3 separate regions of the Mus musculus genome follow, and all the other regions are linked to region 3. A link is a loop called in an ENCODE intact Hi-C map of the cell type or tissue named here. Cell type or tissue: heart. All regions are shown on one strand. Each heading gives the region's core, and the rest is flanking DNA. Links, peaks and the distances in the headings are about the cores only. Region 1 has its middle 30 kb from the start of Gm26065. Region 2 has its middle 19 kb from the start of Gm26065. Region 3 holds the start of Uba1 (ubiquitin-like modifier activating enzyme 1).

Region 1 (8,366 bases), core at 42-8,041, 110 kb before region 3:
TTCTCTTTCACTCTCTCTCTCTATCCTTTTCTTTCTTAAATTTCTTCTTTTGATCCCTTTGATCTGTCCCCACCCCTGTCTTCCTTGATGCTTCCTAGTTCTGGGACTGTAGATACTGGCCATGATGCTGTGAAAAAAAATTTTTTTTTTTCGAGACAGGGTTTCTCTGTGTAGCCCTGGCTGTCCTGGAACTCACTCTAGACCAGGCTGGCCTCGAACTCAGAAATCCACCTGCCTCTGCCTCCCGCGTGCTGGGATTAAAGGACCAATACTGCACTCACTGTCTTATTGTGAGACATGTCTCATTATAGTGTTAAGCCCTACCTTGGGTGTGATTTTTATTATTATAAGGTGAATTTACTACAATACTGGTAATTATTCTACACGTGGGTGAGTCACTCATCCAGGGGAATGTCCTTAATTTTTTTGTTGCCATTTTCTTTTCCTATATAAAACAGACTGGGCCTGATTGCACAAGCCAATAATCCTAGCTACTCAGGAAACACATAGAAGAAAAAGTTAATTTTCCGATCAGCCTAGGATACAGGGTAAATTCAAGACCAGCTTGAACAACTTACTAAGACCCAGTCTCAAAAATAACAAAAGGGGCCAGGTGTGGTGGCGCACGCCTTTAATCCCAGCACTCGAGAGGCAGAGGCAGGCGGATTTCTGAGTTTGAGGCCAGCCTGGTCTACAAAGTGAGTTCCAGGACAGCCAGGGAAACCCTGTCTCAGAAAGAAAAATGAGAAAAAAAATTCCTTTTATTACCTTATGTGTATGATTTTTTGGCTTTATGTATGCCTGTGTACTATGTGTGTGCCTGTTGCTCATAGAAGCCAGAAGAAAGCATCAGATCTTGAGAAACTGGAGTTTCAGATGGTTGTGAGCTGCGTGTGGGTGTTTTATAGGTATATATATATTGTGTGTGTTTGGGGTTACATGTGCTACAGTGCGCATGTGTAGGTCAGAGAATGACTTTATGGAACTGATTGTCTCCTTCTTCCTTCATGTGGCTTCCAGGGCTTGACCTCAGGCCATTAAGTTTTTGAAGCAAATACCTTTACCCGATGAGCTATTTCACTGGCCCTTAAAGCTGTCTTTATGTGTACATAAAGACATAATATGTACATATTGTTACTCATGCTTATGTTTATATATTGTTTACATGACATCAAGCTAGCTTTTGTTTGTTTGTTTGTTTGTTTGTTTGTTTTTTCGAGACAGGGTTTCTCTGCATGGCCCTGGCTGTCCTGGAACTCACTCTGTAGACCAGGCTGGCCTTGAACTCAGAAATCCGCCTGCCTCTGCCTCCCAAATGCTAGGATTAAAGGCGTGTGCCACCACTGCCTGGCTTCAAACTGGCTTATAAGTAAATGGCCATATACATTTTTAAAATTAAGTTAGTCCACATATTTTGAATTCATAGCACAAGGAAAGTTTTAAAACAAAGCGTACAAATAAAAAGTCTTAGTCAGGATGCTATCTGGTTAGCCATTGCCTCTAAACTAGCCCGTGAGTGGTCTAAAATCGTCCCTATTGCCTATAAAAACAAACTGGCTCCCAGGGCATGATGGGTCTTGTCCAGGGTTTATAGTCTCACTCTCATAGACAATAGCCTTCATCTGCAAGATGATCCTCTAAGCTCTGTGAGTCCTAGAACACAAAGATAAGGGCAATGACTTAGCTCCGCACTTTCAGTTTTATTTCATTAATATGCCTGAAAAAAGATTTTGTTTCATCAAGATAATTGCTAAGTTTCTACTAAGTGTGTCAGGCTTCTAGTTAAAAAACTCGGGTCTTAGCCGGGCGGTGGTGGCACACGCCTTTAATCCCAGCACTTGGGAGGCAGAGGCAGTGGATTTCTGAGTTCGAGGCCAGCCTGGTCTACAACGTGAGTTCCAGGACAGCCAGAGCTATACAGAGAAACCCTGTCTCGAAGAAAAACAAAACAAAACAAAACAAAACAAAACACGGGTCTTGTGAGTCTTGTAAAAGAGTTAAGATTTATTTAAAGCTCGGTCTCTATCAAGCTTTATAAAGGTGTTATACAGCAATTAAATTTGTTTATATAATTTTAAAATTATGTGTGAGAGTGTATGTGTAAGTGAGTGTGTGTGTGTGTGTGTGTGTGTGATTGGTGTGGGAGGGTGCCTGCAGGGGCCAGAGGTGTTGAATTTCCATGGATCCATAGTAATAGGTGGTTAGGAGTTACTGGGAAACTAAGCTCAGGTCCTATTTCACATAAAATTTAATTGCTTGGACCTTGGGTGGCCATGCTGTCCTGTGTGGTGTTTACTACTGCAGTTGCAGCACCCCACATCTGAAGAATGCAGTGGTCCAAGAACCATGGTATAACCAGTAACAGCTGGGTAGTGGTGGCGCATGCCTTTAATCCCAGCACTTGGGAGGCAGAGGCAATCAGATTTAGATTTGTGAGTTCGAGGACAGCCTGGTCTACAAAGTGAGTTCCAGGACAGCCAGGGCTATACAGAGAAACCCTGTCTCAACCCCTCCCCCCCCCAAATAAAATAACTCATTTAGCTTTATTTTATGTACATTGTTGTGAAGGTGTCAGATCCCTTTGAAGTGGAGTTACACACAGTCATAAGTTACCATGTGGGTGCTGAGAATTGAACCCAGGTTTCTTGGAAAGGCAGACCGTGCTCTTAACCACAAAGCCATCCCTCTAACACCTGTGAAGAACCTCGTATAGTAGGGGGTGGTAGCCAAAGATACTCATAGCAGGTTAAACTCCTGAGAACAAGTGACTGTGGAGGTGGCAAGTCAGCCCAACACTCAGAAAAGGCTCAGAGAAGATTGAGAAGACAGCGATGAAAGGATTTAAGAGCTGGAGGGTAAGGGTAGAGTGTTTTCCCTCTAATACAGGAGTGTTTGAATGAGGCATTCTCTGTAGTCTCAGGCATTTGCATACTTGGTTCCTAGTTGTCGGTACTATTTGCAGAGGTGTGGCTTTGTTGGAGGAGTGCTCACTCTACTTCCCACTACAGTTTGAGAGGTGAGCTGATACAGTTTGAGATTGTCCTGCTGGTGTGCCTCCTGCTGCTGCACTTCCCTATGGTGATGGTAATGAACTCTTTTCCCTCTGGACAATAAACTTAAGTCTCTGTATAGCCCTGGCTGTCCTGGAACTCACTCTGTAGACCAGGCTGGCCTTGAACTCAGAGATCCACCTGCCTCTGCCTCCCAAGTGCTGGGATTAAAGGCGTGCACCACCACGCCCGGCTGGTAAATAACATTTTATTACATTGTGTGTGTGCCATGGCATATGTGTGGTGGTCAGAGAAGAGCTTGTGGGAATTGGTTCTCTTTTTCCACCATGTGGGCCCTGTAAACTCAAGTCATTGCAATTTGTGGCAAGTGTCCTTACATCTTAAGACATCTCAGTGGCCCCAAGTGTGTGTGTGTGTGCTCATGTTCGTATGTAATATGTGAGTGAAGTGAGTAGCACTAGAAAAAGGCATCAAATCTCCTGGAGCTAGAGTTACAGGCTGTTGTAAGCAACTGGGAAGCAAACTCTGCTTCTCTGAGCCATTTTTTCCAGATCTTGCCACCCAATAACATTTTTTACCTGTATTTTTAGTTTATGTTTATGGGTGGCAGGCCTGCATACACGTCAGTGGATCACATGGATGCAGTACTCCCAGAGGCCAGCAGAGGGTGCCAAACCACCTTGGGACCAGATCTCAGATGGCTCTGAAACAGCAGCAGCCAGGGTTTTAAACCTCTGACCATTTCTCTGGCCCCAATAACATCTTTAAAGCAATATTTTAGCTAAACCTGGTGGATCATATCTATAATTTCAGCCTTTGTGAGACAGAGGTGTGATGACAAGAAATTCAAAATTAGCTTGAGTTATAAAATGAGTTTGAGGCCAGCCTGGACTACATGAGAGCAGCCTTGCCCAGCTAAGATAAAATCCTTTCTTCAAAGGAGAAAGAGGAAGAGGGAGACAGAACCCTAAGAGACTGTCACATAGATGAGTCAGCTGGCCAATACCTACAAATAAGAAGAGCTGACACACTCCTTTAATCCCAGTACTAGGGAAGCAGAGCCACCCATCTCTGAGTTCCAGGACAGCTATGGCTACACAGAGAAACCCTGACTTGAAAAATCAGAAGACAAGGAGGAGGTAGCAGAGGAAGAAGTGGTACTGTGACTGCCAGAGAAAAGTAGCAGGCTGTTACTAATAAGAAGCTGCCCTTGCCCGGCGTGGTGGCGTATGCCTTTAATCCCAGCACTTAGGAGGCAGAGGCAGGCGATTTCTGAGTTTGAGGCCAGTCTGGTCTACAGAGTGAGCTCCAGGACAGCCAAGGCTACACAGAGAAACCCTGTCTCGAAAAAAAGAAGAAGAAGAAGAAGAAGAAGAAGAAGAAGAAGAAGAAGAAGAAGAAGAAGAAGAAGAAGAAGAAGAAGAAGAAGAAGAAGAAGCTGCCATTACTAAGTTACTATGCAAAGTGAAGAGGCGGTGATACAAACAGCCAATTGACTGCAGAAGAGGCTGGGATTTAGCCTGGTCAGTCTATGATAGTTAGTGGTGAGCTGTTCCTAACTGTTTCCTAATACCTGAAGCTAGGTAGCCAGAAGAAAGCCTGAGGGGCTGCATGGCAAAGGCTGCAGCTCTCCAATATCTGTGTGTACGAATCAGATTCTGGACTCCTTAGCAAATATGAAGTTGTCTGGTCTGTCTATCAGCACAGGTCTTTGTGGTCTAATGTAGGGAGAGGGCAGAAGATAGCCTAAAGGAGCACAAATGATTGCTGCACAAACAGCAAGTCTAGAGTGAAGGGAATGGAACTGAGACTGCATCAGAGTCAAACATCATTCTATTTTTTGAGACTGGGTAGCCCTAGTTATCCTGGAAGTCTCTATTTAGACCAGACTGGCCTTGAATTCACTTGCTTCTGCCTCCCAAGTGCTAGACTCAAAGGTGTGCACCACCTTACCAAGTTACATTGTTCTCTTAAAGATAGGTTGAGCAAACAAACAGGTTATACACACAGTAGTAGATCAATCTTATGTTTCAAGTGACCTCAAGGTAAATAAATAATAATAAATAAATAATTACTATTAACTCTGGCTGTGAGGTCCAGCAATACTTCCAGTCTCTTGGGATGTAAAAGATTTTTTTTTTTTGGTTTTTTTTTTCCAGACAGGGTTTCTCTATCTCACTTTGTAGACCAGGCTGGCCTCGAACTCAGAAATCCTCCTGCCTCTGCCTCCCAAGTGCTGGGATTAAAGGCGTGCGTCACCATGCCCAGCATAAAAGATATTTTTATCATAATGTATTGCCACAGGAAATGTGCCAGTGCTTATAGCACTTGGAAAAAACTGTTATCTGCCTATAGATCTTGAGGAAGGGTGGGTCCTCTGAACCCCTCCTCCTTTAATGACAAGGTGTTGATGAGCTCCAATCTTGTGGGGATCCGATACAGGGAATCATAGCTGCTGTGAGTTCAAGAGCGCAACTGCCATGTCCTGCCAGGAAGTCCCACTCCATTGCCCCATTTTTCCTGCTCTTGCATTCTTCCTGTCTGTCTCTTCATAATGTTCCCCGGTCTTTGAAGAGTGTGATATGGTAACACCTTTTTTTTTTTTTCGTTTTCCGAGACAGGGTTTCTCTGTATAGTCCTGGCTGTCCTGGAACTCACTCTGTAGACCAGGCTGGCCTCGAACTCAGAAATCCGCCTGCCTCTACCTCCCAAGTGCTGGGATTAAAGGCGTGCGCCACCATCGCCCAGATGAACTGATTCTTTCTAAGGTAAGTTTGACAGGCACCACTTGTCCATTTAGCAAAACAATAGCAGTAACTTCCACTTTAGTATCCAAGACCTTCCTAACAAGGTTTTGTTTTTTGTTTTTTGTTTTTTTTTTTGACAAGGTCAAACTGTGTAGCTTTATCTGGCCTAAAAATAGTTACAACCTTGAACTCACAGAAATAGGTCTGCATTTACCTTGCAGGTGCACCACAATGCCTGGCTAGCAAGGAGGTTTTTTTTCTTGTTGTTGTTGTTGTTTTTTTTGTTTTGTTTTGTTTTGTTTTACATTTTATTTTTTAATTTTTTTCCATTTTTTATTAGGTATTTAGCTCATTTACATTTCCAATGCTATACCAAAAGTCCCCCATATCCACCCACCCCCACGCCCCTGCCCACCCACTCCCCCTTTTTGGCCCTGGTGTTCCCCTGTACTGGGGCATATAAAGTTTGCAAGTCCAATGGGCCTCTCTTTCCAGTGATGGCCGACTAGGCCATCTTTTGATATATATGCAGCTAGAGTCAAGAGCTCCGGGGTACTGGTTAGTTCATAATGTTGTTCCACCTATAGGGTTGCAGTTCCCTTTAGCTCCTTGGGTACTTTCTCTAGCTCCTTCATTGGGAGCCCTGTGATCCATCCATTAGCTGACTGTGAGCATCCAATTCTGTGTTTGCTAGGCCCCGGCATAGTCTGACAAGAGACAGCTACATCTGGGTCCTTTCAATAAAATCTTGCTAGTGTATGCAATGGTGTCAGCGTTTGGATGCTGATTATGGGGTGGATCCCTGGATATGGCAGTCTCTACATGGTCCATCCTTTCATCTCAGCTCCAAACTTTGTCTCTGTAACTCCTTCCAAGGGTGTTTTGTTCCCAAATCTAAGGAGGGGCATAGTGTCCACACTTCAGTCTTCATTCTTCTTGAGTTTCATGTGTTTAGCAAATTGTATCTTATATCTTGGGTATCCTAGGTTTGGGGCTAATATCCACTTATCAGTGAGTACATATTGTGTGAGTTTCTTTGTGAATGTGTTACCTCACTCAGGATGATGCCCTCCAAGTCCATTCATTTGGCTAGGAATTTCATAAATTAATTCTTTTTAATAGCTGAGTAGTACTCCATTGTGTAGATGTACCACATTTTCTGTATCCATTCCTCTGTTGAGGGGCATCTAGGTTCTTTCCAGCTTCTGGCTATTATAAATAAGGCTGCTATGAACATAGTGGAGCATGTGTCCTTCTTACCAGTTGGGGCATCTTCTGGATATATGCCCAGGAGAGGTATTGCTGGATCCTCTGGTAGTACTATGTCCAATTTTCTGAGGAACCGCCAGACTGATTTCCAGAGTGGTTGTACAAGCCTGCAATCCCACCAACAATGGAGGAGTGTTCCTCTTTCTCCACATCCACGCCAGCATCTGCTGTCACCTGAATTTTTGATCTTAGCCATTCTGACTGGTGTGAGGTGGAATCTCAGGGTTGTTTTGATTTGCATTTCCCTGATGATTAAGGATGTTGAACATTTTTTCAGGTGCTTCTCTGCCATTCGGTATTCCTCAGGTGAGAATTCTTTGTTCAGTTCTGAGCCCCATTTTTTAATGGGGTTATTTGATTTTCTGAAGTCCACCTTCTTGAGTTCTTTATATATGTTGGATATTAGTCCCCTATCTGATTTAGGATAGGTAAAGATCCTTTCCCAATCTGTTGGTGGTCTTTTTGTCTTATTGACGGTGTCTTTTGCCTTGCAGAAACTTTGGAGTTTCATTAGGTCCCATTTGTCAATTCTCGATCTTACAGCACAAGCCATTGCTGTTCTGTTTAGGAATTTTTCCCCTGTGCCCATATCTTCAAGGCTTTTCCCCACTTTCTCCTCTAGAAGTTTCAGTGTCTCTGGTTTTATGTGAAGTTCCTTGATCCACTTAGATTTGACCTTAGTACAAGGAGATAAGTATGGATCGATTCGCATTCTTCTACACGATAACAACCAGTTGTGCCAGCACCAATTGTTGAAAATGCTGTCTTTCTTCCACTGGATGGTTTTAGCTCCCTTGTCGAAGATCAAGTGACCATAGGTGTGTGGGTTCATTTCTGGGTCTTCAATTCTATTCCATTGGTCTACTTGTCTGTCTCTATACCAGTATCATGCAGTTTTTATCACAATTGGTCTGTAGTAAAGCTTTAGGTCTGGCATGGTGATTCCTCCAGAAGTTCTTTTATCCTTGAGAAGACTTTTTGCTATCCTAGGTTTTTTGTTATTCCACACAAATTTGCAAATTGCTCCTTCCAATTCGTTGAAGAATTGAGTTGGAATTTTGATGGGGATTGCATTGAATCTGTAGATTGATTTTGGCAAGATAGCCATTTTTACAATGTTGATCCTGCCAATCCATGAGCATGGGAGATCTTTCCATCTTCTGAGATCTTCCTTAATTTCTTTCTTCAGAGACTTGAAGTTTTTATCATACAGATCTTTCACTTCCTTAGTTAGAGTCACGCCAAGATATTTTATATTATTTGTGACTATTGAGAAGGGTGTTGTTTCCCTAATTTCTTTCTCAGCCTGTTTATTCTTTGTATAGAGAAAGGCCATTGA
Region 2 (8,366 bases), core at 177-8,176, 160 kb before region 3:
TCCTCCACTGATCACATCTGCTAGAGATGCACTCCGATGTAACAGCTCAGCCCCAAAGGGCTCTTCTACTGCCCTGACTCAGGACCACAGTCATGACCTTTATGTACTTCCCATCTGTGTCCTCAAGATCTGGCACTAATCTGCTCTATCCCTCAAATTCTGTCATTAAAAGACTGCTATATAAATAGAAATATAAGCCGGGCAGTGGTGGCACACACCTTTAATCCCAGGACTTGGGAGGCCGAGGCAGGTGGGTTTCTGAGTTTGAGACCAGCCATCCAGGGCTACAAGAAACCCTGTCTCGAAAAAAACAAAACAAAACAAAACAAAACAAAGCAAAAAAAATATATGATACATTATTTTGTTTGGGCAGAGAGGATACCATGTAGCCCAGGCTGCCTTAGATCTAGTTGTGTAGCCTAGGCTCAAACTAGAACTCATCTGGCCTTCCACATCCCAAGTGCTAGGATTAGAGGTATGGACCACTAGGCCTGGCCACATGTGTGCTCATCCAGATTTGGCTTTTTCCACTTAGTTTTGAAAGATCCTGACAGAATGTAAAAGGTCACAGAAGCCCTGAAATTGGCAAGATAGACATCAGTGTTAGCAGAACTAGCTTCACTGATTTGGAAAAATAGAGGTGCACAATGCTCTGGCCACTCCTAGAACCCATGTGTCTGCCAATGTTCTGACCGTTCCTTGAACCCAGGTGTGTGCCCACTGCTGAAGTTCACTGGTAGGTGTTTGTGATATTGGTTGCTGGGGAAGAGTTGGAAAATCTCCCCAGCAACCACAGCCGGGCCAATCTGGAGTTGCTTCACCTACACCAGACTCTTTCCTTGTACCCCTCCCATACCCATTTCTTGAGAATAGACATTGTTTAGATCTGGAAATCCCCTACTCTCCCCCCTTCTCTTTTCCCCCCTGAGGGCCTATAAAAACTGGGACCCCTTTCCCCTTGGGGTTGACTCCTCTACCCCTGCATGGGATATGAGTCGCCCCCAGAGCTCTGGCTTTCCCCAATAAAGCCTCATGTGGTTTATATCAAGCTTGGTCTCTCGTGAGTTCTTGGGTGTCTGCTATTGTCCCAAGGCCTGAGCGAGGGGCTCCTCTCGGAGTCTTTCAGTTTAAAGCCTTGAAAATTCATCTAAGTTATTCCATTGTATCAATATTTTCTTACCTATAATTAATTTCCTTTAAAAAAAGACTGATTCTTATTTAGCTTAGGCTGGCTTTGAACTCTAGTGAACAACTCTATAGTAGTACCCAAAGATGACCTTGAACTATTGCCTTCACCTGTTGACTGCTGGCTGGGATTGCAGATGTGTGCTACTATGCCTGACTGTTCCTTTTTATCACTGGGTGCCATTTCATGGTAGGATACACCATGGCTTACCCACTCATGTGACTATGGAAGACAAGATGCTTCCACTTTTGTTATTAATAAAGTTGCTATGATCGTTCCAGTAAAGTTTTCAATGTGACTGGGGGTATTCATTTCTAGGATAATTACCTAAGACTGTAACTACTACACTGTAGGAAGTTATGTATTTTGTTACAACGAAACTGACTTTCTTTTTTTCAGAATGTATTATTTTTTAAAGTAGTTTTTTATTTGTTTGGTTTTTTTTTTTTCAGTTTTTTGAGACAGGGTTTCTCTGTGTAGCCCTGGCTGTCCTGGAACTCACTTTGTAGACCAGGCTGGCCTCGAACTCAGAAATCCACCTGCCTCTGCCTCCCGAGTGCTGGGACTAAAGGCGTGCGCCACCACGCCCGGCTTGTTCGTTTGTTTGTTTTTGTTTCATCTGTACTTTAGCAGGACTAGTGCTCACTCTTCATGGTGTAGTCAAATATAAAATAAATGTTAAGAGCTGGGCATGGTAGTGCACTCTTTTAATCCCAGCACTTGGGGAGGCAGAGGCAGGTGGATTTCTGAGTTCGAGGCCAGCCTGGTCTACAAAGTGGGTTCTAGGACAGCCAGAGCTATACAGAGAAACCCTGTCTCGAAAAGACAAAAAAAAAATGTTAAAGAACTAAGTAGTGGTTGTAGAACCCTGTAAATGTTTTGCTTCCGTGTATACATGTGTACTACCTCTGTGCCAAGTGCTCATGGAGGCCAAAAGTTGGAGTTACAGAGGGTTGTATGCTATGTGTGCTGGGAAACAAACCTGAATCCTCTGGAAGAAATGCCAGTCCTCTTAAACCCTGAGCTATCATTCCCACTCCATAATTGGCCATTTAGTAATAAGTCGAGCTTGCCATTGGCCAAAACCAGAGATGATTAACCTTTTATCACATATCTCTGAGATTATTACTTCCTGCACTTGAGATTAGCGCCTATACTATATATAGTGTCTTTGACACTCACTCAAACTCATAAGAGATCTACCAATCTGTAGGTGTCAGAGACATCCTGTCTGTGGCAGGAGAGGTTATTGCAACCTACTTTTTTAAAAATGAGAATTAAAAAATCATTTAATAATGAATAAAATTGCTATTTTACAAAAGAGGGAAAGTTTTGGACAGAGAAGGAATTGGTAAATAAGACATTAGGTTGTTTCAGAACTAAAAATAATGCTAAGGAATCTAACCTTTCTTTTTTTTATTAGATATTTTCTTCATTTACATTAACCTACTTGACCATACTCTAGTTATGTGCCAACCACCAAATTGACATAGCGGGCACAATGAGATGCATAGTGATAATAGTGGGGAGGAGACACAAGGTTTCCAAACCAAACCAAAGCCCTAAAAGAAATGAAAAGAAGATGGAAGGAAGAAGGAAGGGAGGGAGAGAGGGAGGGAGGGAGGGAGGGAGGGAGGGAGGGAGGGAGGGAGGGAGGAGGAGTATAACTAACTCTCCCTTCACTCGGCAGCTGGCAAGATTACAGCTCACCTGTTCTGTTGTTTTTCTTTTAAATTCTATAAAATAGTCCTTCAGCTTCATTCTCAGTCTGATTTAAAATTCTTTTTGTTGTTGTTTGTTGTGTTTGTTTGTTTGTTTGTTTGAGACAGGGTTTCTCTGTGTAGCCTTGGCTGAAATTCTTTTTATTAAGAATCCAAATGGGAGTCCGCATTTCCCCAGTAACACTGTATCAAGTAAAACTGTGAGAAGACATATTTGTGTGTGTGTGCGTGTGTGTGCGCGCACATATGCTTTCCTTGTGTTAACTACTCTTGGCTAAAGGGTGTTAGCCATGGCCCTTTATAAAGTGCAAGAAAGGTTGCACCCCCTTTTCTATCCCCAGACTTACAACAGGTCTTCTGCGGTCCCTAACTGCACTTGAATGTGATGTGGCCCTGTCTTCCTCCCCAGAGCTCTTCTTATACCCCTTTGCATCTCAGTGGTCAAGGAAATCGACACATATGATTGTGTAGACAGATAAATGAAGATGACCTAGCTAGCCCAGTTGATAGAAATGGGAAAATATGTGTGGATCCCAAGTTTTTGTGAGCTCCAATCAAGTATCCACGTCCTGAGACCTAAAATGTCCCAGTGACTCAGTGTCTTAGCTGGAACCCCTAGCCTCGGTGTTAATAGGTTCCTTTCCCTCCTCTCGGTAGCCGCACAGGTGAAGTGGCCCTACTGTTTACATCTGTAGGGTCCCTAGAGCAAGCAGCAGCTCGGTGCTTTCTGGAATCAACCTTCACTTTTGTCTACTGAGGGTCATGTCTCTTGCCTGGAAATCCGTCCTGTGGGGTTTGGGTCAGGTCATACAGTCTTTGGCCCCAGGGTGGCAGCAGAGATAGTCTGTCTGGTCCAAGCAAACAGAGGCAAGCAGAGGCGTGGCAAAGCATGATTTGCTGGATGATGAAATGTTAACTGTTTCCCACTTGGAGTGATTTCCTAGCGGATTTGTGCAGCACCGGGGGCAGTGTGTGTGTGTGTGTGTGTGTGTGTGTGTGTGTGTGTGTGTGTGTGTGTGTGCGTGTGCATGTGTGTGCAGAGTAAAACCCAGAACTAAACAGGGTTGGACTTGAGAAAAAGAGGAAAGGGGATGCAAAATGGATGAATAGGGAGGGGTATTATCTGGTTGAAAAGGACTTGGGGAGGAGGCTGGTTCCTAGCACCAACAACTCCCTCTGCTGGCTCTTAAAAACATTGTCTTGCCATCTGAGATGCCATCTAGGCATTTATTGGGACATGAACCTAGGACTGGCAAATCCCTGAGCCCAGAGTGTTCTGGACCTCCCTCACATCCCAATTCCTCTGCCTGCAGCTAGGCGAATGGAGTCCATGACTCTTCAAGCGCCACAATCACCAACCCAAAATTGTTCTGTTCTTTTTGGCAGCTCCTCTTAGAGCCAGAAAGCAGAAGGTACTGCTTCATTGCAGAGGCTTCAGTCCGGAGATTTCCAGGGGCTGCGGCAGGTCGAGATTAACTCCCACGGCCGCAGTACCCACAGGGGCTTGTATCATGAGCCCTGCTGGCCAGCCATTCCGGGCTCTTCTGTCTGCCTATTCTCTCTAGGCCTAGCAACACCAGCTAGTTCTGCAAGAGTGCCCGCGGGAGATGACTCTGAAATTAACACGAGGGAGGGCTCGACGAGGCAGGGGAGGGAACGGCCAGGAGAAAGCCCAGGAGATGCAAAGTGGAGAAGGGGGGCGGGGAGAGAAAACCAGAACTGATGGTTGTAGCATGAACGCCAGGGGGTGCCAGAGACCGCCTGAGGCCAAGGCCAAGGTCTGCAGCATGATGGCGTCCCCACGCAGTCCGCAGTCCCAGGGAGGGGCTGCCTCCCTACCGCGCATTGCAGTGGTGGCTACAGTTCTGCCTGCCTAAGCGCCATCATCAGGATCTAGGTTTGCTACGTGGACTAATCATCTGTTCCATTTCCCACCTCTTAGTATCTTCCCCATCTTCTTTTCCATCCTCATCCTCTCTTAATCAATATAAGTAGATAGATGATAGATATTAATTGAAAGGTATATGTTTAAAGGTACTTGTATTTTCTGTAAGAGGAAACATTTGAATTCAAATATTGTATGGGAAAGTGTGGACTAAGAAATTAAGGAAACCTATAGATGGTTTCTCTAAAATGTTATGAAACCATCAAAAATATTACTGACACAACACAGAAAGATTAATTTAAATCTAATCCTGTAACAGGAGAGACTAAGGCAGGAAGATCACAAATTCCTGGCCAGGCTGGGCTATATGTAGTATAGTGAGTTCTAGGCTGACCTAAGCTACAGTGACCCTGTCTCAAAAATCAAATAATAATGAAAAGAGAAGACAAAAAAAAAATTCAAACTAAAAAACAAAAACAAAAAACAAAAAACAAAAACCTTTTGTAGATGTGGAAGTACTTTCCCATATTTTGAAATTGGTTGAGTGTAGATGAACTGATATTCAAATGAAGTATGATCCTCCCTTTGTTTACAAAAGAAGAGATACAAGCTGCAACTTGGTTGTTATAGGGGCAGGATTTGAGGAAAACATTAGGGTTCCCCATTAAACCTCAGCTGTCAGAGAGACACATCTGTTTCCTTTCTACTTCTACCCAGGCATTCCATCTTTTGACCAACAACGCTCATCTTTTAGCCCCTTCTCAAATCTAAAAATCCTAGGCCTCCTGATCTCCTATTAATATTTCTCTGCTGAAAAAAAAAAAAAAAGCTAAGAATTGCGGGGCAGTGGTGGTGCATGCCTTTAATCCCAGCCTTTGGGAGGCAGAGGCAGGCGGATTTATGAGTTTGAGGCCAGCCTGGTCTACAGAGTGAGTTCCAGGACAGCCAGAGCTACACAGAGAAACCTTGTCTCAAAAGAAAAAAAAAAAAGCTAAGAATTTCTCAGTCTAATAAATTGGCCAAGTCTATTCACACCTGGCACTAGAAGCCAGACATTTAGACTCCAGTTTACAGGTTCCTAGAAACTACACACACACACACACACACACACACACACACCATACAAATGTATCAGACAAACGAGGCAGATTTCCACTCCAAGTCTGTGATTCCTACTAGGGAGCTTCAGAGCACCTATGCATCAAGGCTTTTGGCGTGATAGATGGAACTTAAAGAGACCCAGATGATATGGGCTAGGCACAATTTGGTGCCCAATACATCGTTGTGAAAAAAAAAAGACACTAAACTGGCACTGTGGCAAGCATGGTTGCACTACCTGTAGTCCCAGCTACTCAGTAGGATGAGTTCCTCGAGACAATCTGGGCCATACTGAGAGTGCATATCACACACATGTGCATGTGTAACACCTCCTCCCCAACTAAACAAGCACCAACCACTTCCAGGGATTTCCTAAGCTAGTCCTTTCTATTTGATCACTTGACTCTATGTGGGTGAGGGCACTGGACCAGGGAAGGAATCTGCTTTCGCACTGCTCCCCCCACTCCCACCCCCTACCCCCCCCCCCCCACAGAGGCACAGAAGGGAAACCTCAGCAGACAACACCATGTAAGAGGAGGAAGTTTCGGCATCTTTCACCCAAATGTGGAGGAGCATTCTATCTTGGTCCTTTGGACTGAAAGGGTGATGGAAAGAGTGTCCTATCTCTTGTATTCTCGATGCACAGCTCTGGTTGCAGACGGACTGAGGTCTATGTCTGTCAAAACTGCCGAACAAACTTGTCCTTTTCCCCCACCCCACATGCCTGGTTGGCCTGGCGTCAGAGAGGACCTGGCAGCAAGATGTTGGAGGAGTGGGGGTGAGAAGTGGAGCCACCCTGACTCATTCCTGTCCCTCTTCTTCTGCTCAGGAAAGTGTTGGCCTCTTTTGTTCTCTGCACCTGGCATGGCCTCTCTCTTCCAATTTGTCACCATGACTTGAGTCAATGGAGGCATGAGTCAGGATCTGGAACTGACTCAGGCACGGAAGGGAGGGGGTGGACCTGTCTACATTACTTCCTGTCGTTGTGCCAAGCTGCAGGGCACAAATAAGACTTGTGCCTTCAACCACTACACGTGTCTAGGAGGAGGGCATCAAAGGGACCAGGAAATGACAACTGTCATTTTCCCTACTTCCCGAATCTATCTGCCGCAGCTATTTTTGCTGTATGTCCTAGGCCACCCTGACACCCAACCACATTGCCCTAGTATCTGGAAGGATTTCTCACTCACTTCACCCATGCTGTTCATCAGAATCTCAGGATGCATTAGAATGGGAAATAGTGTGCTTTAGAACCAAGAATACATGACAGTTCTCCAATTGTCAAAGCTAAGGTAGAAATGGCAACTTGAGAGCCATATATTAAGTGGAGGAATCTACTTTCTGATCATGGTTGTATCCTCCCACTCTGTTTCTCCATCATTTTTAATATGGTCCTCCAAATCTATAGGTCTCATATCCATACTTCAACCAACTATGGGGTGAAATTTGGGGAGGTTGTTTTGTTATTGGTTTTAGTTTTTCTTTTGAGACAGGTTCTCACTGTGTCTCTCCTGCTGTTATGGAACTTGGTGTATAGATCAGGCTGGCCTCAAACTCAGAGATCTGTCTGCCTCTAGAATTATATGTATGTGGCACCATGGTTAGCTGCAATGTCCATTCTTAACTGCTGAGCCATCTCTCCAGCCCAGCAAGTATTTTAAAAACGTATTTATTTTTATTTAATGTGTATATTTTACCTGAATATATATATGGAACAAGCAAAAAAAAAACTTATTCTAAATTCATTTCATTTTCAGACTCCATTTAGTCAGAAGGAGAAACTAAATGCTAAGTCCCAGGCCCCAGGGACTTCCCAGTAGCCGAACAGCTACTGTTGTAAGGAAACGATTGTCTGAGTGCAGACATCTCAGGGACAACTTTTCAATCTTGCTGGCGGGGTCAAACTAAGTTCATGTCCGCAAGCCCAGGAACCTACTCCTATCCTGATGTAAACTCCCCTGTTCAACGCCCTTATGTCAAAATATGATTGGACAAGGCTACAACTCTATACTTTAAATATGCTGTACAATGTCCCCTCAAAGTCACAGTTCAGCTCCTGACTCTGTTCTGTAGCCCCGATCAATCAGTAGGGGCTTGATTACAATACATTTTTGTCATCTCTATTGATCTGGTGTTTGAGTTATGTTGGATTTAAGTGAACCTCACAACACTGCTTGCAGAGGCCAGAATAGGGCTCTAGATCCCCTGGAACTGGAATTACGGACAGTTATGAGCCATCACATGGGGGATGATAACAGAGCCTGAGTCCTCTGGACAAGCGGTCAGTACTCTTAACTCCTGAGTCATCTTTCAAGCCCCAACAAGGATTTAGTTTTCAAATACATATCCTCAGAGCAGGGTGTGGTGGTGGTGCATGCCTTTAATATCAGCGTTCTGGAGGCAAAGGCAGGTGGGTTCCTGTGAATCTGAGGCCAGCCTGGTCTACATAGTGAGTTGCAGGACAGCCAGGGCTATA
Region 3 (8,366 bases), core at 145-8,144:
CATCAGACAAGATCCAGAGCCAGAGAGCTCTTTATCAGACCTTTACCTCTCTACCCTCACCCAGTGCTGGCAGCAAGGGTCTAAGTTGGCAGGTTTGGGGTCACTGTTCAAAAGTGGACTTTGAAGCCAGGTGTGGCAGTACAGGCCCACAACCGCAACACTTAGGAAGCAGAGGCAGGGGCTGGCAAGATGGCTCAGCCTTTAAGAGCACTGACTGCTCTTCTAGAGGTAGTGAGTTCAAATCCCAGCAACCACATGGTGGCACAACTACCTGTAATGAGATCTGACACGTCTTCTGGTGCATCTGGTTAGCTACAGTGTACTTATTTATAATAATAAATAAATCTTTGGACCAGAGAAGCAGGGACTGAGCGAACAGAGTTGACCGGAGCAAGCAGGACCACAAGTAGAAGTCCTAAAAATTCAATTCCCAACAACCACATGAAGGCTCATAACTGGGGTGAGATGGCTCAGTGATTAAGAGCACCGACTGCTCTTGCAAAGGTCCTGAGTTCAAATCCCAGCAACCACATGGTGGCTCACAACCATCTGTAACAATCTGATGCTCTCTTCTGGAGTGTCTGAAGACAGCTACAGTGTACTTACATATAATAAATAAATAAGTAGATAAATGAATAAATAAAAAAGAAGGCGGCTCACTACCATCTATGCAGTTACAGTGTACTCACATACATAAAATAAATGAATAAATTTTTTTTTGTTTGTTTTTCGAAACAGGGTTTCTCTGTATAGCCCTGGCTGTCCTGGAACTCACTTTGTAGACCAGGCTGGCCTTGAACTCAGAAATCCACCTGCCTCTGCTTCCTAAATAAATAAATCTTAAAAAAAAAAAAAGGAAGCAGAGGCAGGAGGACTCTTAAGTTTGAGGTCAGCCTGAACTGTACAGTGAGACTATTTCAAAAAATATTTAAACAGGAGATTTCAATTGCCAGGTTTTGGAAAGCCCCTTTATCAAGGCAAGCAGGAAGAATGTGGGGCAGAGACTCTAGGACAAGAACTAAAGATTCCCTTACTCCCATCCAAAAATAAATCCATAAAAACAAAATACAAAAAAGCAAAGCCAATGGAGATCCTTTCTCCCTCACCATGTGCTCGGCCTTCTCTATTAGAATATATTTCCCAGTGCTTAAGATCAAGTGTAGGATATATTTTCCAAAACTTACTTGGCTAAGCTGAAATGAAAGCATTTTAAACTTACCCCGGGTCTCCAAACTGATGACTGAAGCCTGAGAATACTCTATTCCCAAAGCAGAGAAAGGCTGAGCAGGGGAACCTGGGGTAGGATTAGGAAGCAGAGCCAGCTGATTGAGGTAGAAAAGATATTGTACAGAGGAGGATGCTAAGGCTCGCCAAGGTTTCTGGGAGGTTTTAAAGGAGAAGTCTTGAGGAGTATGAGAAAGGCATCAGAGGAAGTCACTGAGCTCAAGGAGCTGTGAAGGAGATAATAAAAGACACCCAAATGAGACCTTAGCAGGCCTTATAAATGGTGGGGGTATTGGACAGAGGTATTGTTTTTTTTTTTATTTTTTGGTTTTTTGAGACAGGGTTCCTCTGTGTAGCCCTGGTTGTCCTGGAACTCACTCTGTAGATCAGGCTGGCCTGGAACTCAGAAATCCGCCTGCCTCTGCCTCCCGAGTGCTGGGATTAAAGGTGTGTGCCACCTCGCCCGGCCTTGGACAGAGGTATTAAGACAGACTTAAATCTGGGTCTCTAGAAAGAGGTGGGGGAATGTAGACCCTGAAACTACTGCAGGGAGATGCTGGGACTGACAGTCTTCGATTCTAGTGATAGAAACCCTTCACTAAAAATAATGGGAATGCACAGAAAAAGGTCTTTGATACTGACACTATAGTGCCAAGAAGCTGTGATATTAAGTGCGAAGAGGCAAGGAGAGGTCTCTGAGAGCAGACTCTTGGAGAGGGATTTCTAATGGAGCAACAAAGGTCTTGCGTAGATCTAAACAGGTACCACAGCTGCTGACAGGGTAGAGAAAGGAAGATGAATTTCAGATAATTTAAGCCTTAAAAGGATTACTAAAAATTAAGCATGGTGGTGTATACCTTTGATCCCAGCACTAGTGAGGCAGAGGCAGGCTGGCCTCTAAGAGTTTGAGACAGCCAAAGCCACACAGTAAAACTCTGTAATCATGATAATATATTACCAAGCAAATACTGCCTAGATCTTCAAATGGAATTAGGTTCCTCTAGTCAATTTTGTGACTCCACAGTAAATAGATGAGGTTTTCTACTCCTGTGGAAGATAAATGAGCCTGTTGGGGAAAAAGGTATCTGACAGTGATAGAGGTTCAGGGAAGTCAAAAGCAAATGCTGAGACTCTCTGAATGATGATGGTACTAGAAACCTTTAAAAAAGACGAGGGCAGATTCTGAGGCCTGTTGTTAGATTAAGGAATCTATAAAAAGAGAAGCTAGAATGCTGGTCTGCCTTTGAAGGCAAAAATTGGGTCTAGAATGAGACCATCGGGCAGATGGGGCTACAAATCAAGAGTCTGAAAGAGTAGATGGCGGCAAGAGATCACTAATGGAGAACTGTGTCCAAACAGGTCCTCCCTGGCGTCTAGTCCCATGAGAGACTAAAGGAAATATACTGGGGTTACGATGGCTGATGGAGAAGACAACAATGCTTCAAGAACAATGAGAACGTGAAAAAGGGGGGCGTCCCTAAAAGCAGGGAGAGTCTCTAAAGGCAGGTGCTTAAAAGAATAAGAATGCCAGGTGTCCACGATGGAGGATGCTATGTCAAAGTGGTATTGGGAGATCTCAAATGTAGGAATGGATTTCCCACGGAAAGGCTAGGCAGAGAGCTTTTCACCGGGTTTAATCCAGATGGCAGCTCTAAGGACAGATAGTATCCTGGGGGGAGGGGAGACTGGATGAAAATGCTAGACAAGGCTCTTCATTCGGAAATGAAGGCCACGCGGACCTTTCCTCAAGCCTGGCCCCTCTTAAGCCATGAGAGCAAATACTGAAGGGCTAGGAAGAGTCTCAAGGGAGATTTTGGGGCAGGTCTTCAAATAGCACACAAGTATGGACGGCTTTCATGAGCAGCGACACCGAATTCCGGTGCCTTTATGGAGACTGTGGGGAGTTCTGATAGGAAATGCATGGCTCAGGATCGGATCAAGATACCTGGTAATAGTGCTGAGCCAGAAGTCTCCAGAAGCTGAGATAGGGGTCTGACGTCAAGGTCAGATTTCGAAGCTCAAGGGAATAGGGGTGGTCCCAGACAGACGTGATCCACCCCACCCCAGGATTTGCACACCCCCACACCCGCTTGCCTAGTGACTCTTAATACCCAGGACACGGCAGTGCACTCAGACATTGGGCTGGCAGAGAGCCAGCAGGGACCCTCCCATACCTCCCAGAGCCCTTGCGCTTCGAGCCAGGTGCAGAGAAAAGCTATTACCAATGCCGGTTCCCCGGGTCGTGCCGCCGCCAACTCCTCAAGGAGCCGAAGTCAAGCTCGGCCGCCACCCTCCTCTTTCTCCTCCTCCTCCTGCCGCCTGGGCCAGCTAGGATCACTGTCGCCTTCTCCTTCCCCGACCGCGGTGGTTGTGGTCTTCCCTGCCACCCTCCTTCACCCCAGCAGCCGACACAAGATGGCGGCGGCAGAGCCCAAGGCCGGAACAAAACCCTGAGCCCCACCCCCAGAAACCCGGATGCAAGAGGACCGCGCCCACTCATGAATCATGTATTTTCCCTGCCCAGTTTGGGACTTCTTTAATTAGAAGGAGAACAGCTCCACCAAGTGGCTCTGGAGGCAGTAACTAGAAAAACAGGTAGAGCAAGAGGCTATGAAATATGAATAAAGAATTACTGCATCTAAGCTGTCAAAGAAATCAAGGAAGGACCTCAAGGCCATTCTTCCCGATCGTGAATCACGAAGCAAGGTTATGGGTTTACTAGGACTAGGCAACCAGAAAGTAGATGTTAAAGCATTACAACCACACCCCATGTTCATGAATAATGAATGATCTTGCAGTAGCTGGGAATCAAGGAGACCAAAGCTATATCGTATTCATGAATAATGCACGAGACTCAGTGAGATGGAACAAAAGAGGCAGGCCTGCCTTATTGCTCCATCTAATACCCAGTAAGCAAGAAACAGGGCTACTGCAGGCAGCACTCCTCTGACTCCTAAATACTGAATGAAGCTGTTGGAGCAGCAGCAGCAGCAGCAGCAGCAGCAGCAGCAGCAGCAGCAGCAGCAGCTCAACTTGAAAACAGAGAGGTCAAGAAAGGTTGTGTCCACCAGGTGTGGTGGTGTACACTTTTAATCCCAGCACTCAGTGGGCAGAAGCAGGAGGGTCTGAGTTTGAGGCCTGTCTGTAGAAGGAGTTCCAGGACAATCAGAGCTACACATAGAAACCTTGTCTTAGGGTGGTGGGGTGGGAACACCAAAAGAAAGATTGCGCCCAAGCTGCGCTTATGTGCATGGTGCTGCATGCCTTTAATCTCTGCACTAGGAAGGTAGAAGCAGGAGGTTCATTAGTCTGAGGCAAGCCTGGTTAACAGGAAACCCTGTCTCAAAAAAATGTACTGGGCTGGGGAGATGACTCAGCGGGTAAGAACACTGACTGCTCTTCCGAAGGTCCTGAGTTCAAATCCCAGCAACCACATGGTGGCTCACTGTAATGAGATCTGACGCCCTCTTCTGGTGTGTCTGAAGCCAGCTACACCGTACTTAGATATAATAAATAAATATTTGGGCTGGAGCAAGCGGAGTTGACCAGAGCGAGCAGGAATCCTAAAAATTCAATTCCCAACAACCACATGAAGGCTCACAACCATCTGTACAGCTACAGTGTACTCACATACATAAAATAAATAAATAAACCTTTTTAAAAAGTACCAATCCCATACAGTTCACGAATTATTCATGAGGTTTGATGGGCAGCCCCCACCCAAAGTGGCCCTGCCTAGCAAGTGGGAATTATGAGATAATAGTCAAGGCACTCACCATACTGGATAACCGTGCGAAGCCCAAGTGAGCAGTCTTTGCTCGTCATCCATGACCACTTAGGGGCGTATCTTGTTTAAGATAAATACTGCTAAATACAAACTCACTAGATGCCTTTGATAGGCAACGATAGTAATGAAACTAATCCAACTTAGCTGGAGATGTAGACTATGGATAAAGCACTTCCCCAACACCCTGGATTCAATTCATAGTATCATAAAAAACAAACAAACAAACAAACCATACCAATCCCCACCTCAAAAAAAATCCACTGATGAAATGTGTTATGAGAATGAGTACAGAACGGGTCTTAGAGCAGTGCTGCCACAAAACTGTTACAATTTTCAAATATGTGTAACTAAAGGCAATATGTAGACATATTTGCATTAATACAAAATTACTTACATTTGAGGACTTGAATGTTCCCAGATCAGAAAATGAGGATTAAGAATAAGAACTTACCTTGTGACTGAGTAAATATGTAGAAAGGGTCTAGAATAGTGCCTGGCACATTGTATCATATAATTAATCTGAGCAGTAGCAACACTATTTTCTTAAAAGATGGGGTTTTTGGGGGGTGTGCTAGCACAGCTCCTATAATTCCACAGTACTTGGCAGGCTGACACAGAAGGATCACTAATACCTGGCAAGTCTGGGGGAAAACAGACCCGGGAAAAAGAGACAGAAGTAGACACACAGACAGGGAAGAAAGGAAGGAGAGAAGAGGGAGAGGGAAAGAAGAGGAAGAGAGAGAAAGAGAGGTTTGAGACCATGCTGGTTTCAAACTATTCAAAATCCTCCTGCCTCACTAAGCACTAAGCGTCCCACCAACTACTCCTTTTAATTTCAAACAGTACTGCCTGAGGCAGGCAGGTCCCTAATTCTTTCAGCAAGCCTCAGGAAACAGCGACAGACTGGGGGTTGAGGGGAGGGGAGGGGAGGGGAGGGGAGAGGGGAGGGGAGGGGAGGGGAGAGGGGAGGGGAGGGGAGAGGGGAGGGGAGGGGGAGAGGGGAGGGGAGGGGAGAGGGGAGGGGAGAGGGGAGGGGAGGGGAGAGGGGAGGGGAGGGGGAGAGGGGAGGGGAGGGGAGAGGGGAGGGGAGGGGGAGAGGGGAGGGGAGGGGGAGAGGGGAGGGCAGGGGAGAGGGGAGGGGAGGGGAGAGGGGAGGGGAGGGGAGGGGAGGGGGAGAGGGGAGGGGAGGGGAGAGGGGAGGGGAGGGGAGGGGAGAGGGGAGGGGAGAGGGGAGGGGAGGGGAGGGGAGAGGGGAGGGGAGGGGAGGGGGAGAGGGGAGGGGAGGGGAGAGGGGAGGAGAGGGGAGGGGAGGGGAGAGGGGAGGGGAGGGGAGGGGAGGGGAGGGGAGAGGGGAGGGGAGGGGAGGAGAGGGGAGGGGAGGGGAGAGGGGAGGGGAGGGGAGGGGAGAGGAGAGGGGAGGGGAGAGGAGAGGAGAGGGGAGAGGAGAGGAGAGGAGAGGAGAGGAGAGAGGGGAGGGGAGGGGAGGGGAGGGGAGGGGAGAGGGGAGGGGAGGGGAGGGGAGAGGAGAGGAGAGGAGAGGAGAGGAGAGGAGAGGAGAGGAGAGGAGAGGAGAGGAGAGGAGAGGAGAGGAGAGGAGAGGAGAGGAGAGGAGAGGAGAAAGATCATCACTGCTAAGAATGTTCTTTAATACATCCAAGAAGAAAGAAAGAAAGAGAGAGAAAGAGGAGAGGAGAGGAGAGGAGAGGAGAGGAGAGGAGAGGAGAGGAGAGGAGAGGAGAGGGCGCGCACCAGTAATGGCTCCATTAAATTGGCTTGGAGGCGGGGAACGTTATCCAACTCTGAAACCCAACAGATCAAATTTGAATCCTAGTTCAGCCATTCACTGTTCAGCTTTAGGACAAATTACTTACCTGCCCTGTATCTCAGATTCTTTATCTATGAAGTAGGATGAAATCTACTTTTGAAAAGTTGTGAAGATAAAATGGATTAATAAAAGTAACTAAATGGGTGTAAATTATTATTATCCTGCATACCCACTTTTCGGACTCCCAAAAAGACTTGTCAAAGATGGGTCTTGAATCCAGAGTCTCGAGTCAGTAATCTAGAATTACTGAGACAAGGCAAGAACAATACCTGCGGCATCTTCTCTGATAGATGCCAGGTTTAAATGCTGGAACCTGTGAGGGAAAGCTAACTGCGGATCCCGAAGAAGAAACTGTAAAGACCACGCCCCTCATAAATTATGCATAGCACCCTTAGAAAAGCCTTTTTTTTTTTTTTTAAACCCACCGGGCGCTACTCACCTTCACAGATTATTGTATGGGTTATCAAGAAACTAGTTTGAGACTCAGACTTCGGGATACCCCGTCAACACGCCCCTTCCGCACGCTGATCCGCCCCCTAGAGAGCAATTCTCTTCTAGTGGACCAGGTACGAAAGAAGGTCCGCACCATAGTCCCACTAAAGCAGTAGCCAAGGACCGCTCAGTGGCCCGGTAGCCCTATGTCTGCACAGAAGAGCCTGGCAGACAGTCTTCCTGGCCTCGGTTGAGAGGCTCCTCTCCCAGGGTCTGGGCCCCTGAAGTGTCCGGGTTTCACAGCCCCGGGTAAACCAGCCGCAACCCCATCAGAGGTCACAAAGGCCACTGAAACCGTCACAGTGCCACGTTGGTGTCGAACATTCACACTGTCACTCGGTCCGGTCCCAAGACCCCAACTCCCGCCTTGACTTAAGTAACTTCAAACTTCTCTCCTCTTGGAGAGTCCAAAAATTCTGCCCTCCAACAGAGTACTCATACACAGACCCCGAGCCTCCCCCAAGTCCCCCCTAAGCCCTGCTTCCAAGGGGTATAAATCTGCGTCAGAGAATTACCTCATAAAACAGACTCCTAAATGCCACCCGAATCCCCAAGCACCGCTTCCTAAGTGTCTCCTCAAAAGTAGACACCCACTGAATGCCACCCGGGCCCCACAACCTCCAAACATGCCCATTAGGGATCCCTGAAGTTGGAATTAGGGAAGCACCCTCTTCCAAATGCTGTCCAGAGGCTTGGGGGAAATGTGCTCCCGCTCACCCCCAGTGCTGGGCGGAAGCCTCGCCTTCCTTCTGGAGACAAGCCGAAGCCACAGGGCAACGGAAGAGCAAACCACCTCGATCGTGCAAAAAGAACCAGAGTTTGCGCGGAGCTCGGAAGCGCGGGGGCCTTAGAGGGCCGGGTCTGGGGTATACCATAGACGCCTGAATAGAGGGGCATTTCTCTCTACTTCTGCGCCTCTGGCCCGGGTTTCAGGGACAAAAATCCCATACAGGTTTTGGTACGACCCCAATGCGCGATGCATGCTGGGAGTGGTAGTCCTGTCCCGCTAATGCCTGGTGCACGTGGTGGGCATCAGCC

The links. Hi-C counts contacts between places; a loop is a spot of excess contacts. Peaks named below come from ENCODE experiments on the same cell type or tissue, not always from the same donor. Only the 100,000 strongest peaks of a DNase experiment are listed, where the experiment ranks them.
Region 1: it touches region 3 in a loop (11-fold over the local background); 20 of 42 quality-filtered maps call a loop at or near these places.
Region 2: it touches region 3 in a loop (9-fold over the local background); 14 of 42 quality-filtered maps call a loop at or near these places.

Annotation. Positions count from the first base shown.
Region 1 is chrX:20,766,487-20,774,852 of GRCm38, reverse strand. No RefSeq gene overlaps it. Among named protein-coding and RNA genes, the nearest start is that of Gm26065, 30 kb to the left of the region's middle. In heart, for the core only: a CTCF peak has its summit at 3,666 (motif pointing right); a DNase peak (open chromatin) is centred at 3,672.
Region 2 is chrX:20,815,633-20,823,998 of GRCm38, reverse strand. It overlaps a transcript of Araf not described here. Among named protein-coding and RNA genes, the nearest start is that of Gm26065, 19 kb to the right of the region's middle. In heart, for the core only: CTCF peaks have their summits at 3,714 (motif pointing right) and 4,669 (motif pointing right); DNase peaks (open chromatin) are centred at 3,738 and 4,638; H3K4me3 peaks cover 859 bases; H3K27ac peaks cover 481 bases.
Region 3 is chrX:20,658,206-20,666,571 of GRCm38, reverse strand. It overlaps Uba1 (ubiquitin-like modifier activating enzyme 1), which reads right to left and starts at 3,676. Exons shown (of 26, transcript NM_001136085.2): 1 at 3,447-3,676. In heart, for the core only: a CTCF peak has its summit at 3,785; a DNase peak (open chromatin) is centred at 3,691; H3K4me3 peaks cover 3,047 bases; H3K27ac peaks cover 2,149 bases.